2 separate regions of the Homo sapiens genome follow, and region 1 is linked to region 2. Evidence: chromatin loops called from intact Hi-C (ENCODE). Cell type or tissue: PC-9. All regions are shown on one strand. Links, peaks and the distances in the headings refer to the core of each region. The heading gives the core; the rest is flanking DNA.

Evidence for each region. Hi-C counts contacts between places; a loop is a spot of excess contacts. Peaks named below come from ENCODE experiments on the same cell type or tissue, not always from the same donor. Only the 100,000 strongest peaks of a DNase experiment are listed, where the experiment ranks them.
Region 1: a loop joins it to region 2, with 8 times the contacts of the local background. A loop is called at or near these places in 1 of 110 quality-filtered maps.

Annotation. Positions count from the first base shown.
Region 1 is chr1:117,091,746-117,096,354 of GRCh38, forward strand. TTF2 (transcription termination factor 2) reads left to right here. Exons shown (of 23, transcript NM_003594.4): 17 at 72-205; 18 at 986-1,156; 19 at 3,564-3,622; 20 at 4,404-4,554. It overlaps MIR942 (microRNA 942), which reads left to right and starts at 2,898; the gene lies at 2,898-2,983. In PC-9, for the core only: CTCF peaks have their summits at 2,463 and 2,670; DNase peaks (open chromatin) are centred at 1,626 and 2,386; H3K27ac peaks cover 594 bases.
Region 2 is chr1:117,266,891-117,271,499 of GRCh38, forward strand. No RefSeq gene overlaps it. Among named protein-coding and RNA genes, the nearest start is that of LINC01525, 26 kb to the right of the region's middle. RefSeq lists a silencer at 1,757-2,051 and an enhancer at 2,013-2,531. In PC-9, for the core only: no CTCF peak of the experiment used is centred there; DNase peaks (open chromatin) are centred at 561 and 2,261; H3K4me3 peaks cover 1,336 bases; H3K27ac peaks cover 2,193 bases.

The DNA of each region.
Region 1 (4,609 bases), core at 226-4,225, 180 kb before region 2:
AGTTCCTGGCTCTCTCCGTATTTCTCTTTTAAATCCTGTACCATCCTGTGGCTTGTCTTCCCTCTTGGAAGTGGCACTGGAGTTTGGGTCTGAGGAGCCTAGACACTCGGAGGCAGCAGACTCACCGAGATCCAGCACCGTCCACATACTGTCCCAGTTGCTGAGACTCCGCCAGTGTTGCTGTCATCTTTCTTTACTGAAGTCGGTAAGAAAAGCCCTCAGCCTGCTGTCATATAGTGCTCCAGAGGGGCCACCTGAGAAGTCAATTTCACTCTCCTCCAACTGGAATCCAGTCTGCTTGATCAAAGGAAATGCTGTTTCGGTTTTTCTATTTTTGTTTTTTGGTGGGTTGGAGAAAAGGGGGCTTATTTATTTTGCTTTATTTCATATTAATCTTGATAATTCCTATGGCATCAAGAATAGTGTATTTCTATTGTTTATTTTGTTTTAGATTAACTGTTTAAGAAAAGAAAATGATATTTTGTTTAAAAAGAAGCCATTTGTGAATGCTCTGGTACTTCAGAATGTCATAAAGCTAATTTAGTTCTTGGGGTTTTCTGCTTTCAGGCAGTTTTGGGGTTTTGGGTTCCAGTTATAAAAACTCAGATAGTTATACAGACTGAAAAGTTGCCCCTACCTTGGATAGAGGCACATCCAAAATTAAGAGGAGTATTCTATTCATTTAAGGAGCTGTAATAATGTATTCTGATTATCAACATCTCAATTATATTCTAGCTTGGAAAAAATAGAATGATTATGTCATCTGCCTGGCAAGTCTTTAAAAAGTTCCATCATTTGGTTTATCTTTAATGTGGTGAAAAAACTTGCAAGATCACACTTTAATCAAGGTGTCTTGAGGAGTTACTGATGACAAATTACAAGATATTTTGCTCTGTGAAGTGGTAAACAATCAAAACATCATCAACAAGTAACAAGGTTTGCTCCCTTGACTCCCAGCTGCTCCTGTCCTTTTTTGTCTGTTCAGGCCCTGGATCCAATGGAACTGAAGGGTGAAGGTCTTGTCCTTTCCCTGGAAGAACAGCTCAGTGCTTTGACCTTGTCAGAACTCCGTGACTCAGAGCCATCTTCCACTGTTTCCCTTAACGGCACCTTCTTCAAGATGGAGCTTTTTGAAGGCATGCGAGAGAGCACCAAGGTACTTTTTGTCTCCTCTGTAGTAGTCGAGAGACTTCGATTCCTCACACATTTTCCTGTGTGACAGCACTTCATTTGTCCAAGTGGGAACAGCCATTTGCCAGCAGAGCTAGAGCCGTTAAATTCTAGCTGATCAGATTCTCCCTCCAGTCTTAAAGCTTCATTTATTTCACAGATAACACTAAAGCCTTACTACATAGGGGACTTTGAGAGAGTAATTTGGGACAACCCCAGCATTGCACTGAAGTGGGTTTTCTGTCATGGGTCACTGGGGAGCTTGCCAGGTTTGTGCTAGGGACGGGGCCTATGCAAGTGAGCAATTTGTTTAGAGAAAGCTTAAAAGGAAAACAAAGGCTTGACTCTAGAGACTGTGTCATACATGCGAGCGCCAATTGCTCTGACTTTGAAAGGCTTCCACATGTGAGTAGTGTTTCCTACATAGCCTTCTGTCTTCATTAGTCATTCTGCTCTGTTTTCGTCAGAGCTTTTTAAGGCAGAAACATTCTGCTGGAGGAAGGCTTAGATATGCCGTAACCTGAATCCTGCCTGTCTGCTGGCTCGGAATGTGCTTCATCATCCTGCCTGTCTTGAAAGTGAGGCTTGTTTCTCTCTTAGCATCTCAAGCTGCCGTTCTTGGGCTCAACCTCTCTTCAAAGGCTTTTTTTGAAAAAGTGTATTAATAACTAGAAAGGTCACTTCCAGGGGAATGGCATTATTTTTTAAAAGGAATGCTGCCTTTTAATTAAAATTTGAAAACATTTACCTAGGTCTTTACCACTGATAGCTGAGAGAAACATAAGAAGAGCATCCCATGTGGCCAGAACACACATGCTAGTGCCTTCAGAGTGAGCTATTGGGCTAAAATTTAAATTCCTAATCATTTGTGTTCCTTGTTTAATTAAATGCAGGTAATATTTATTCACAAGTTTTCTTAACATATGTCCATTAATAGTTCAAACCACATACGGTTGTTTCAAGTAGGGAAGGAGGCTTCTTACTGGAATTTGACCCCGGCTCGTGGGCCATAAATCCAGCCCTCCTGCTGCAGTTTTCTCAAAACACCATGGCTAGCTTTTTCATGTGGGAGTCACAGCGCCTTCCACAATCTCAAGTTGCCAAGACACCAGGCACATCAGTGTCTCTGTTCTATTGTTAACTAAATAACAGATGTAGCTGCTTTTCTGTCTGCTAATTTGAATGGTACAGTTCTGTGACTCACTTCCTGCCTAGGCACCAGAATGTTTGTTAAGATTGGAAAGCAGCCCCATGTGGTGACCACTGTAATGACATCCTAGAATGTGGGAGCTCAGGGCACCTCAGAATTTATCTGGCCTAAGTCCTTCTTTTCACTGATGAGGAATCTGAGTCCCAAAGTGGTCCAGCCATATGAGGACAGAGGAAGAACTTCTGTATATTTGTCTCCTGATTGACTTACAGCCCAGTTTTCTTCCTTCTCCAGCATTCTGGGGGTGAACTCTGGGGCCCTTAGAGGCTCTTGAAAGGTTTTTCACATGAGCAGCTGGGAAGAATGAGCCCAGCTGCACTCCAAAGTCATGCCCCACGTGTTCTTACTGACAGCTCCCCTGTGGACTCAAGTGCACCCTAAGGGTTCTTGGGGAATACCCAGGGAGCCTGTTCGGAAGCTTTAACAATGGTTCCTCCGTCTGGACAGGTCCTTTTCAACAACATTTGGAGCAGGCCATAAAGTGGGTAAAGCTCTTTCACTTTCTTCTTCAGCAAACATTAGGAGAGTATCTTCTCTGTTTTGGCCATGTGTGTACTCACAGCCCCTCACACATGGCCGAAACAGAGAAGTTACTTTCCTAATATTTGCCTCCTTGGAGTGTCTCAAGTCCTGGAAGCAAGAGATAATAAGCAATTAATATACAGTATGACAAGGACCGTGATAATAGAAACAAAAGGTGCTATGATAGTACTTGGGCAGTGGGCACCTAACCTGTACTTTGGGGGTTGGGAGGACCTCCAAGAAGAAGTGACATTAAGCTGACACAAAAGGGTGTTCTAGGCAGAGGGAGCAGAATGGACAAGATGGCCAGTGTGTGATTTATGGGAAGAATTTTGGTGTGCTTGCTGTGTCGTTTGAGGAGGGCATGGTGAGAAACGAACCCAGAGAAGCAGAGGCTGGAGCAGCAAGAATCCGGCAAGCTGCCTTGAGGAGCTTGGCCTTTATCCTCAGTGGGAAGCTATGGAAGGGCTTTAGCCAGAGGGGTGAAGTGACAAACTCACATTTTAGAAAGAGCTTTCTGGCTGCAGAGAGGAGGGTGGAATAAAGACAGGTGAGGCCAGAGCACAGACGCCATGTAGGAGGCTGCTTCGCATGGCAGGTGAGGGGAGATGGAGAAAAGTGAATTGCTTAAACATACAATGTTGATGTAACCTTTTCCCAGATTTCATCTCTGTTGGCAGAATTGGAGGCAATTCAAAGAAATTCAGCATCCCAAAAGAGGTAACTGCGTTTTCTCATTATCCAAGTATTGGTCATAATTATGTGAGAAAATTTGATATTGCCAAGAGTTATAAATCAAGGACTGTGAGTCATGCTCAGCAGAAAGCACTGAGGTTATAGCACACATTCCCTGTGATTTCTAATTAAAATATTTGTGGTACAAATTGAAAAGGAGATCCCTAGAGGATCAGGGTAAGCGAAGCATCTGAAAAAGTGTTTAAAAGTAGAGAAGCATATAAAGAAAAGCAAGCGAGTGAGGAGGCTCCAGCAGTGCTGATAACGTTCTTAAGCTGAGTACTTGGATACAAGGACTCATTTGTTATACCTGACATATGTGCTATACACCTGCATTATTTATAAAATAATTCAATATAAAAATTTAGAACTCGAATTAAGACAGCGTGGGGGCAGGGAGGAGCCTGTTGTTCTGGCTGGCACAAGAAGGGTGGTCAGTGTGTCCCTTTTGTGCAGGACCACAGATTTCTGGATGAGCACTAGGACCCCAAATGAAAGAAGGCTGGAGTCATCACTTTACTCTAGCTACCATTTTTTTCTGACTTCATTTAGCACTAAATAAATTGTAGAAAGGACCTAGAAATAACTGGAAGCATTATAATCTTCAGATATGACCTAAATGTGTGCCTTCTCCCTTAGGTAGCAGAAGGCCTTTCCTTGTCAACATTTGATAGCTAACCTTAAGAATGATGAGGGCATTAAAGCCCTGCAGATGAGTCTGTTTAATCTATGTTAGGGTATTTTTTTATTTTATTCTTCTTTCCAGTGTCATTGTCTCTCAGTGGACCAACATGCTGAAAGTTGTAGCATTGCACCTGAAGAAGCATGGACTGACTTATGCCACCATCGATGGCTCTGTCAATCCCAAGCAGAGAATGGACTTGGTAGAGGCATTTAACCACTCCAGAGGCCCTCAGGTACAAGCTGGTCACATCAGAGCCGCATAATTAACTGTTCTGAGTTATACAAAGA
Region 2 (4,609 bases), core at 394-4,393:
CCAGTAGGCTCAGTTCAGTCAAGTTGGCCTTCTCATAGAGGTCTCTAAGAACCTCAATTGGTATCTGGCTCTCAGAAGAGTTTCTATTGGGTCCACATCCTAAAACCTGCTCATTCCTGGGAGATACCAGGAAGTCATGCCTGAGGTCTCATTTTCAGACAAGCAACAGAACATAAGGTTGCACACACCACCTTTGCTAAAGAGACAATAAGGCTTATTCAAAGAAGCCAATGAAACATACACTCAGAGATGGTGACAGGCCAGAGGGAATTAAGAGACCTGCAGAGGCACAAAAGAGGAGATAAGTAAAATGTATTACGAAGGAGTTTTCTTGGCACTTTGCCTGATCTACTGACTTATTTTTATTTCTTACAGTGCAGTTTTGTGGATAACTATTTATTTTCATGACTGCTTTAATTGGAGAAACAGGTTCACTTTGTTGTGATAAGGTTTGTGTTTCAAAAGCAAGGAAGAAAGTAGAAAACAATACAGTTCCTGTGAGTTCCTCTGAATGCACTGAAAGATTGTGCAATTCTCTCTAATATAGTTCCCAGTGATATTTTTTGGGGTGAGGCATTTGCTCTGGAAAAGAATGGTTTAAGTAGTTCCTATTATGGTTTCTAAATAAAGAGCCAAGCCCTGAACTGACCCCTGAACTAATGTGACAGAAAGCTCTGGCATTCAAAATGGCTGCAGTGCTTTGGGCCACACCTCTCTTCACTGGGCCGGGTCCATAACCTTCCAGCTGCTCTGAACCTGAGCCGGAGTTGTTTGCTAATTACCTATTCGTTTGCACCCATTGTCCACTGCCAGAAGATACACCTCCAAAGTCAGTTTCTCTTGTGAAAATTTGACTAACAAGCAGTGGCATATTAGAATTTCAGAGCTGACACCCACCTGACAACATCAACTCCAATCTCTCCTTCTTATAGGTACAGGGAAAGAAAGTGACTCAATGTGGCTCATGTAACCAGCCTGTGGCAGAACCTGGAGTCAATCCCAGGTCTATGGTCACTTCCAGCACTTCCCATGCCACCTCTTTATCCTGCCCTCTCCCTTGGAGATGAACTGACTTTGGAATTAACCATAAATTACCTGCCACAAACCCTCAGCAGCTTACACTTGAGTTCTCTGTTCCTAACCAACCCAAGCTATGGTATTGGCACAGAATTCTGTTTCTAGGGCTATGCCAGGTCAGGGGTACACACAGCACCCAAAAATCATGCTATAGAAGGCTATAATGCAAGTCTGGCTCTTCTGGAGCAGGTACATGAATGGAGCCAGCCTGCCATACTAGGTTCTATGGGAAACTGGGAGCACATGCCCCATGTAGCAGGGAAGCCAATACTTACCTCCAATAGCCAGGAGCCTTTGGGATTGAGGACCCAGTGTTGCCAGTCATAGCTATTTTTAAGAGATGTTAGAATTTTGTTTGTTTATATGTGAAATCACTTGCATTTTAAATATTGGCTCAGATTTTTAAATGTCTTTTAAAACACTGGCAGGCTAAACAAAATCCAGCCCATGGGCTGCCAATTCATCCTCTGCAGCATAGTAACAGTGAGGGATGAATGCTAAAGCCAGGCAGACCAGTGTGAATCCTGGCTCAGACCCTTGGTATGGCCATGGGTAAGGGAACCTCCCAGCCCTTCTACCTCCTAGCACTAATGGTCCAATCTCATAGCATTCTTGGGAAGACTGCAGTAATATAGGTGAAGCACTTAATGTGCTGCCAGTTACATCAGTACGCAAGAAAAGTTAGCACCGCCATTATAATAACCCTGAATCATAAAGACCTGAATGCCCTTAGTCAGAGCACCACCCAGAAAGCTCTCTAAGGCAAAGCCAGCACTCGTCTGCTAAAAGCCCTCTGTCCCTCTCAGCTAATTTCTGAACCAGTATCTTCCATGGCTTTGTGATCCCTGCTGGGAATTCAATGTTAAGGTAACATAGCAGCTTGTCATGTACTTCCCTGTGGCGTTTCTCTCTGGGGAGACAGAGACAAATGGAAAGAATGGACAAGGCGGGCTGCTCAAAGCACTCTGGATAGCCTTGGAGGATGCATGGACAGAGGAAAGCCCAGCTTCAGCCAGGAGGCCCCAGGGTGTTTGTTCCAGCAGATAAACATCCTTCCAGGAACAGTTTAGATCATCTGATATAAAAAAGTGGCCTCTGACCCAAGGCAGTTTTGTTCTGTTCTTTCTCAGCCAGTCAAGTGTAAGTGAAGAATGTGGCTGAGATTGGGATCTGGCCTGGAGTGCCTCACAGGGGGACACGACGGTTTAAATGCGGCTGAACCTTCTTTGGAATGCTGCCTGACTGGTGCTTCAGGTGTTACTTAAATTCTTAGCAAAGACAAAAGGAATCGAAAACAAGGTATACTAAACTGACCATTGTGCTATAGGGGCCTAAGGAAAGCTTCCCCTCCCCACTCTAAAATTTCACTGAGGGCCGGGGGCGGTGGCTCACCCCTGTAATCCCAGCACTGTAGGAGGCTGAGGAGGGCAGATCACCATGAATATTCAGTGTGAATATTCATGTGAGGAGTTTGAGACCAGCCTGGCCAACATAGTGAAACCCTATCTCTTCTAAAAATACAAAAATTAGCCGGGCATGGTGGCAGGCACCTGTAGTCCAGCTACTCTTGAGGCTGAGGCAGGAGAATCTCTTGAACCCGGGAGGCAGAAGTTGCAGTGAGCCGAGATTATGCCACTACACTCCAGCCTGGGTGACAGAGACTCTGCCTCAAAAAAAAAAAAAAAAAAAAATTTCATTGAAAAATCAACTCACAAAAGGCAGATTGATTGAAGAAAAGGCATACAAATTTATTAACATGCACACAGAATGAATTGCAGAGTGATTACCCCACCCCAACGGGATTCAGAAACTTATGTACCATCCTGGCAAAATAGGTTATGGGGTGATGGAGAAGAGAAATTCTGTTATGGGAATTGCTGGAGAGAATGAACGGTTCAAGGAACAGAGATGAACTTGTATGTTATCTTGTGAAAGGATCTGTTCAGGATCTCAGACAGATGAAGAAACTTCTTTTTTTTTCTTTTTAGTAGAGATGGGGTTTCACCATGTTGGCCAGGCTGGTCCTGAGCTCCTGGCCTCAAGTGATCCGCCCACCTCGACCTCCCAAACTGCTGGAATTACAGGCGTGAGAGACCATGTCTGGCCAGATAAATGAACTTCAACATCATCCTGTCTTTGGGACAGACTGGGGGGGCCAGATGGGGAAGATCAGAGAGACCTTGAGGCTTCTTCAGTTAAGTATGTCAATGAGCATATTTTGAGGTATCAGTTTGTGAGCCCCAACAATGTTTTGGTATAGGGGGTCTTACGGAAATGCAGGGAAATTTGATTTCACTTACCACAGGATCAGAGATGTATTTCTTTCATGGGTACCACAGCTGCTAAACCAAGCAGGTCTTCTCAGGACATAACCCACAGTGAGCATGTTAGGATGCAGGAACATGTGCAGGGCTCTGGCAAGAGGTACTGAAACATTGAAAACGGCCTTGATAGAGTATCTCTCTTTGAAAGAGGTTTAAAAAAGATACACTAAAAGTTATTTTGCTTAACACTGTCCATATAAACCAAAGAGGGCATTGAAATTACCAATGGCCCTGTATCTCTTGGGCAACAGATAAGGCCTATTTTCAAGATATATCTTTCCGTAGATCCTACTGTCCTGAATAATTTGTAGATTCCTGATGTATTGAATATTGAGAAATGCTTTTTAGTCTATGTCCAGTTATTTTCATGGATGTTGAAGAAAATAGACTAAGAGGAAGGGTTTAATATTTATGCAGCTACAAGTGTCCATTTTTCCCCCAGAAAATATACTACATAACACACACACTCTTTTCTTTTTTTTGGCATTATACAATTCTCTTCTCAGTGCTACAAAAGAACTAATTATTCACAGCAAGGAAAGCATGCTGTAATATAGTTGCAAGGGGCATTTTGTCTAGTTGTTAATTAGCCAAGTTTTTGGTGTCAGACAGAATTGAGTTTCAAATCTCACTCCACCACTTCCTAGATTTGAACTTGGGCAAATTATTTAGCCTTTCTAATCTTAGTTTCTCATAGCTATAAAATGAAGCTAATAACAGGATCTCTGCAAAGATTGTTATGAAAATTAAATGAGCTAATAGTTATATAGCATTTAGCAGGATTTGGCACATAATAGTGCTAAATCAATGGTAACTATTGTGAAACCAGAAAATCTGAGACAGATCTCGGTTAATTTAGAAAGTTTATTTTGCCAAGGTTGAGGATGCACTGGGACACAGCCTCAGGAAGTCCTGATGATATGTGCCCAAGGTGACCGGGGCACAGCTTGGTTTTATACATTTTAGGGAGACATGAGGTATCAGTCAATATATGTAAGAAGTACGTTCGTTCCATCCAGAAAGGTAGGGACAACTCAAAGCAAGGCCCCCCCACTGGGGGCTTCCAGATCACAGGTAGGTGAGAGACAGATGGTTGCATTCTTTTGAGTTTCTGGTAAGTCTTTCCGAAAGAGGCAATCAGAATATACACCTATCTCTGTGAGCAGAGGGATGACTTTGAATAGACTGGGAGGCAGATTTGCCCTGAG